Regions from separate parts of the Homo sapiens genome. Here region 2 is linked to region 1. A link is a contact called in ENCODE Hi-C or POLR2A ChIA-PET data. All regions are on one chromosome and are shown on one strand. The core of a region is the stretch at or near the end of the contact, and the rest is flanking DNA. Distances in the headings are between cores, read along the strand shown. Region 1 has its middle 27 kb from the start of PLCL2UT. Region 2 has its middle 43 kb from the start of PLCL2.

The links. A loop is a pair of places that touch in the nucleus more often than their neighbours do. ChIA-PET counts read pairs that join two places held with the same protein, here RNA polymerase II (POLR2A). Pooled maps may share reads with other maps.
Region 2: a pooled map shows a loop between it and region 1 (2.7-fold over the local background). The contact joins two enhancer-like sites. A Hi-C loop is called at or near these places in 2 of 50 pooled maps. POLR2A ChIA-PET finds 5 or more read pairs at or near these places in 2 of 52 experiments (PC-9 and activated CD4-positive, alpha-beta T cell).

Annotation. Positions count from the first base shown.
Region 1 is chr3:16,696,273-16,698,972 of GRCh38, forward strand. It overlaps the pseudogene LOC124905414. Among named protein-coding and RNA genes, the nearest start is that of PLCL2UT, 27 kb to the right of the region's middle. RefSeq lists enhancers at 304-805, 1,443-1,492, 2,024-2,671. Within about 2 kb of position 1,364, at least 2 of the 41 ENCODE cell types and tissues checked have a DNase peak (open chromatin) inside an H3K27ac peak, as active enhancers do.
Region 2 is chr3:16,840,727-16,843,426 of GRCh38, forward strand. No RefSeq gene overlaps it. Among named protein-coding and RNA genes, the nearest start is that of PLCL2, 43 kb to the right of the region's middle. RefSeq lists an enhancer at 1,590-1,839. Within about 2 kb of position 1,290, at least 22 of the 41 ENCODE cell types and tissues checked have a DNase peak (open chromatin) inside an H3K27ac peak, as active enhancers do.

The DNA.
Region 1 (2,700 bases), core at 114-2,613:
CTTTTAATTAAGCTGACTTCTACTCGTAGATTTGGAGTTTTGGAGTAAGCCAATTCCACTCAGATTTTTAAAATAATCCCTTCAAATCTCTTATTACCAGATTTTAGCTGGGACAAATAGCTGATATTTTTGGCTTTTGAACATCCTTACCAAAGATATCCTCTCAGTTACCTTAACCGAAGTTATAACCACAAATGCACGCACGAGGTATCTCCAAAGAGGTGACAAGTAGTTTTTACAAGATCCAGAATCACCCCAAAAATAACTAAGAGAAAGGAAACTTTCACTAGCCATAAACAGGGTCTAACCCACATTTCTTTCAGGCCATATTTTCTAGGGTCTTAGCTTTTCAGCTTACTGTCCATACATGAAGACCCAAGAGCCTTGGGTCCCCCAACACAGACAGAAGACAGGAAATCAAAAGCTGTCCACAGAAGGGGAAAAGATCAATAGTACATTGGTACCCCCAAAGCCACATAAATATTAAACCAAGACAGGCTGGTTCCCTGACCAGGAATCAAACCCATGCTGTGGAGGGTTTTAACAATTAGGCCACCAGGTGGAATGGCCATTGTTGTTCCCTAATCAGGAAGCAAACCCAAGCTGTGGTGGAAATTTTAACCACCAGAACTATTTTCGGTCAGATTTTGCTCTTAATTTAGTCAAGATAATTTTTAAGGCTAGCCATGAAACTATTAGGCTCCCTTTAAAATATCTGATCTTTTCGTTAATAGTTTAGAATAGGAGATCTCTAAAATCTTTAAATTAATAGCACAATGAGAGAGAGAACCTGGAAAGGCAGTCGTCTTATATGAAACATTTCAGATAGTCAAATTTTGATTTTTCTTAAGTGGCTGGGGTTTTTAGAGGTGGAATTTGACTTTCTACAGCTGCAGGGATTTTAGTCAGCTTTAGAGGGGGCCAGAAGTTCATTAAATCTAACGGAAGATGGACAGAAACAAACAGACAAAAAACACAAAAAAGCAATCAAACAATTTGCATAAAATTGAGATTTCTGAGCATGAGGAGAAATTATAGCCAACTGACGGTAAGCCTTGACTTTCAGCTACTAAATCCCCAAATGACACCCCAAACCAGCTCCTTACCTGGAGATGGGGCACAAGCTGAAAACTGCTCTCTGCCATCACGGAAGCAGGAAAGTCTTCTTCCTTGTTAGAAGTAAGAACTCTCAGAAAAGGAGTTCTGCAGTGGAATAAACTTCAGATCTCAACTGGAAATTTTTGAGTGATTAGGGATCTCTGGAGGGAGAAACTCTCAGACTTCAGCAAATCATCCAATAGGTCAGAGCAATAAAGAGCTCCAGCTGGTACTAGGGCCCCAGTAGGAGAGTTGCTACAGGCCAAGAGCCAACTCCACTCAGAAAGCCCCTTTGTGGTTACCAAAATGTAAACCAAAAAGTGACTGAAGCAAGTCTCCATCCATTAGAGGTTTATTTGGCCAAAGCTGAGGATGCGCCTGGGAAAAAGCATAAATTACAGATGCTCCTGTGATTTATGTTTTTTCCAAAGGGGGTTTTGTGAACTTCAGTTCACAAAAGGGGAACTGCAAGCAGCAGGGGGAAGAAAAGGAGGCAGGCAGTGAGGCAGGTGGTCACATTCTTGTGAGGCTCTTATTAGCCTCAGTAAATCTACATTTTACATGTGAAAAGAGGGAATAGAGGAAAAAGTCAATGATGCATTCTCTCACACTCAGTGAGTCTACATTTTACATAAGATGAAGCAAATGTGGAAAGAGGGAGTAGAGGAAATGAGGCTATGACATGGGGTTGTGAAATTACAGCTATCTGGGAGCCAAAGGAAGACAGTATTTGTGACTCAGCTTCTAAGCTTAACTTGCACTTTGGTATAGTGAGTTCGGGGTCCCAAGGTTCTATTTTTTTTTCATACCTGTAACTTCTGTTTCCAAAAATGTTCCCCTGTCTTTAAAAACCCTTGCTTATAAGCCACTGGGGAAGTAGGATCTCACACAATAGCTGTCTGATTTTCCTTGCTTGGCACCCTGCAAATAAATGCCCTCCTTTTTCTTGCTGCAAACTTTGGTACAGATATTTGTCTTTACTGTGCTGGGCCAATGGACCCAGGTTTGGTTCAGTAACGAGGCACTTTTCTCACTTTTAGGTACCCCCACCAACTCTATCTAAGATTCCATCACCCTCCAAGGAGCAGGACCCTTTCCCAGAGGCCCACAGCAACATATAAGCCTGGAGCTCTAATCTGACTCTAGCCTGATAATTCAAGTACCTCTGACCTAGTTTTAAAGAGCAGGGAAGTCTGCATGGTCATCTATTGAGTTTCTATTCTGTTGAGTTGGGCAGTGTTCTCAACTGACTGCCCATGAGAATCACCTAGTGTGTGGGTATTAGGGGGGAGACTTTAAAAATACCAGTACTGAGCCCCCACAGCAAGAGATTTCCATTCAACTGGTCTAGACCCAGTCCAGGCAATGACGTTTTTAGAAAACGTCCCCAGGTGGTTCTATCATACAGCCAGGTGGAGAGCCAGTGGTGATGGCTTATACTGTATGCTCTGATTTCTTCAGAGCTTTGTTTTTGATTCTCCAACCAAAATTTTGTAACTCAAAATGGTTTTCTCTCCCAGAAAACACAGCTTTTGTAAATTAAAACCCTTGTTTTTCTCTCATGAATTTCAAAGGCCTGCTTAGAAACTCAAAAGCCCAGAA
Region 2 (2,700 bases), core at 40-2,539, 140 kb after region 1:
CATCTATTTTAAAGAAATAATAATTTTGTAAAGGAAACAAAAAGTTATACTCAAAGATATCCTTGCAGTGCTACAATTTTTAATGGGGAGAATTGGAAACAAGCTCAGAACAATAAAAGGGTGGGTGGTTAAATATGCTACTTAGAATGAAATATGCTGGCATTAAAATGAGATTTTAGTAATAATCTATGGTCATAGCTACCATTTATGAAGAGTTTACTATATGCCAGGCCCCAAGCTAAGCACTTTGAAAATATATTATTTTATTTAAATCTTATTACAACAGATTAGTAACCTCCCAACTTCCAACAATTTTATCACCTCATTTAAACTCATTTGACAAATTAGAAAATGGGGGAAAAAAGTGTTAACATGAGCAAATTCTCTTGATATTCCTTTAAGCAAAAAAAAAAAAAAAAAGGAAGTATACAAAGTTGTATGCACAGTAGTCCCCTCTTATCTGCTTATCTGCATGGGATGCCTTCCAAGACCCCCCACCAGATGCCTGAAACCTCAAATAGTACTGAATCCTATATATTCTCTGTTTTTTCAAACTGATAACCAAAACAACTACTATGTGGTATACATCGTGGGTATTCTGGACAAAAGGATATTTCACATTTCAGGAGGACCTAGTGGGACAGCGTGGGAGTTCATCAAGCACCTTAGAATATTGCACGATTTTAAACTTATGAATTGTTTATTTCTGGAATTTTTCATTTACTATTTTCAGACTGCAGTTGACTGCAAATAACTAAAACGTTGGAAAGTGAAAGTGCAGGTGAGAAGGGACTGCCGTAGTTTCAGCTCAACTATAGAAGTACAATAAACCCACTCATAATCTTGTAAGTAGGAATAAAACTCCAAACTGCATAAAGTGCAGGTTTGTATTATTACCAAGTTCCTGAAGTATCAGTGGGGGCTGGAAGGTGGAGGACAGCTCCATCGCTAGTCATTCACATGCATTATTCTGGATACATGAAGTTTAGTGAGAAATTTACCGAGATGTTGAGTGATTTTTCTCTGTATTGTAGCATTATGGGTAATTTATGCTTTTCTGGCTTTTCCACATTTTCTACAATTAGCATGTAGACGTATTGCATTAAAAATGCTTTGAAAAGTTTAGAAAACTTAAAGCAATTTGTTTTACTAATTTTTTAAAATAAGAGGGCAATGACATCTCTATTCTTTACAGTCCTTTTAGATCTGACAGCTCAGTAATTTAGACAGGAGAGAGAAAAGACAAAGCCCAGTGGTCAGAGGGAAATGGGAGGTGTGTCCCCTCCCAGCTACAGTGAGGGGGCCACGTGACGCCTGTGGCAGCATCTGTGGTCACATATGTTACAAGTGAAAAAAATATCACAATGAGGTTGGTAAAGCCTTGGGCATTACCCAACCTCATGTAGCTACCAAAATGTTTATTAAAAAACTATTTACAAAAGAAAGAAAGACACTATTAAGGGGTAAAACCAGTTTTCTGTATTATCTAAGAATAGAGATGCTCCCCCAAGTTAGCATGAGAGGCTAATTAGGGAACAGCGCTCTTTGACAAGAAACAAGAAGCAGGCTGGTCTCCTTCTGCTGTTTGCAGGATCTTTGAAAACTGAACTGAAGTTAACTTTGAGGCCGGCCCAGCATTTGTTAAATCTGAGCTTCTGAAGCTGCCGCAGCTGCAAGGTGTGCTCCCAGCTCCTGCAGCAACCCAAGTAACCGGGGGAAGTGCCGGAGGTGGTGAGCAGAAGTAGGGAGAGGGGCGATCCCCCTGCAGGATGGGATGCCAGGCCCAGGGTTGGGCCTTACAGGAAGTGCCCAGCTTTTGTTGAGGTGGCTGTGCCAAGCAGCAGAGGGCCCGCCCTTGTTTGTTGGGGTTTTCCTACTGGGTTCCGTGATGAGGTGGCTTAAAAGCAGAAGACTCAGAGAACCCTAAACGCTGGCTCAGGCCTGAAGGCTGAAGTTAGGTGCATTTAGAGAAATCGTTCATGTATGCAGGGGGCAGCTGGAGCAGCTGAGAGAGAGAAATGTCAAGTATTAGGTTCCAGATGGGCTCCTAGCAACATAATGCTAATTTTCCAGAGTGCTTTCACCTTTCTTCAGAGCCACTCATTCGTTCCTTCAACTGATGTTTACTCAGTATTGTTATAGGCACTGGAGAAGCCAAGATAAATAAGACACCTTTGCTGCCCATCCAGGTAGGAGACAGAGAACCAACAAACACATTTCAGTGTGGTGAGTGCTGTGGTGGGCCCAAGACCAGGGCACTGTGGGCACTCCCTGGAGAAGAACCTCACCGAAGCCAGGGGTTCAAGGAAGTGATAATATCTGAGCTATGTCTTACTTTGGTGCGTCTCCGATTGTAACGGATGCAAAAAGCACTTGGGGATCGTGTTAAAATGCAGGTTCTGATTCAGCAGGGTTGGGTGGAGCCTGAGATTTTGCGTTTTTAACAAGCTCCCAAGTAATGCCAATGCTGCTGGTCCAAGGTCCACATTTCAAGTAGCAAAGTCCTAAATGATGTCTAAGAAGGAGTCAGCCAGGTGGAGAAGTGGGAAAGGATATTCCTAAGAGAAGGCACATTCCACGCACTCCACTTAGGGAGCAGGAAGGGTTGCCCCTTGAGGGAAGTTGGGGTTTTGCTGGGTAGGCTTGAAATTGCCCTGGGTTGGCCTCTTTATTCTATTAGGGGTTTAATTCATTTAAAGT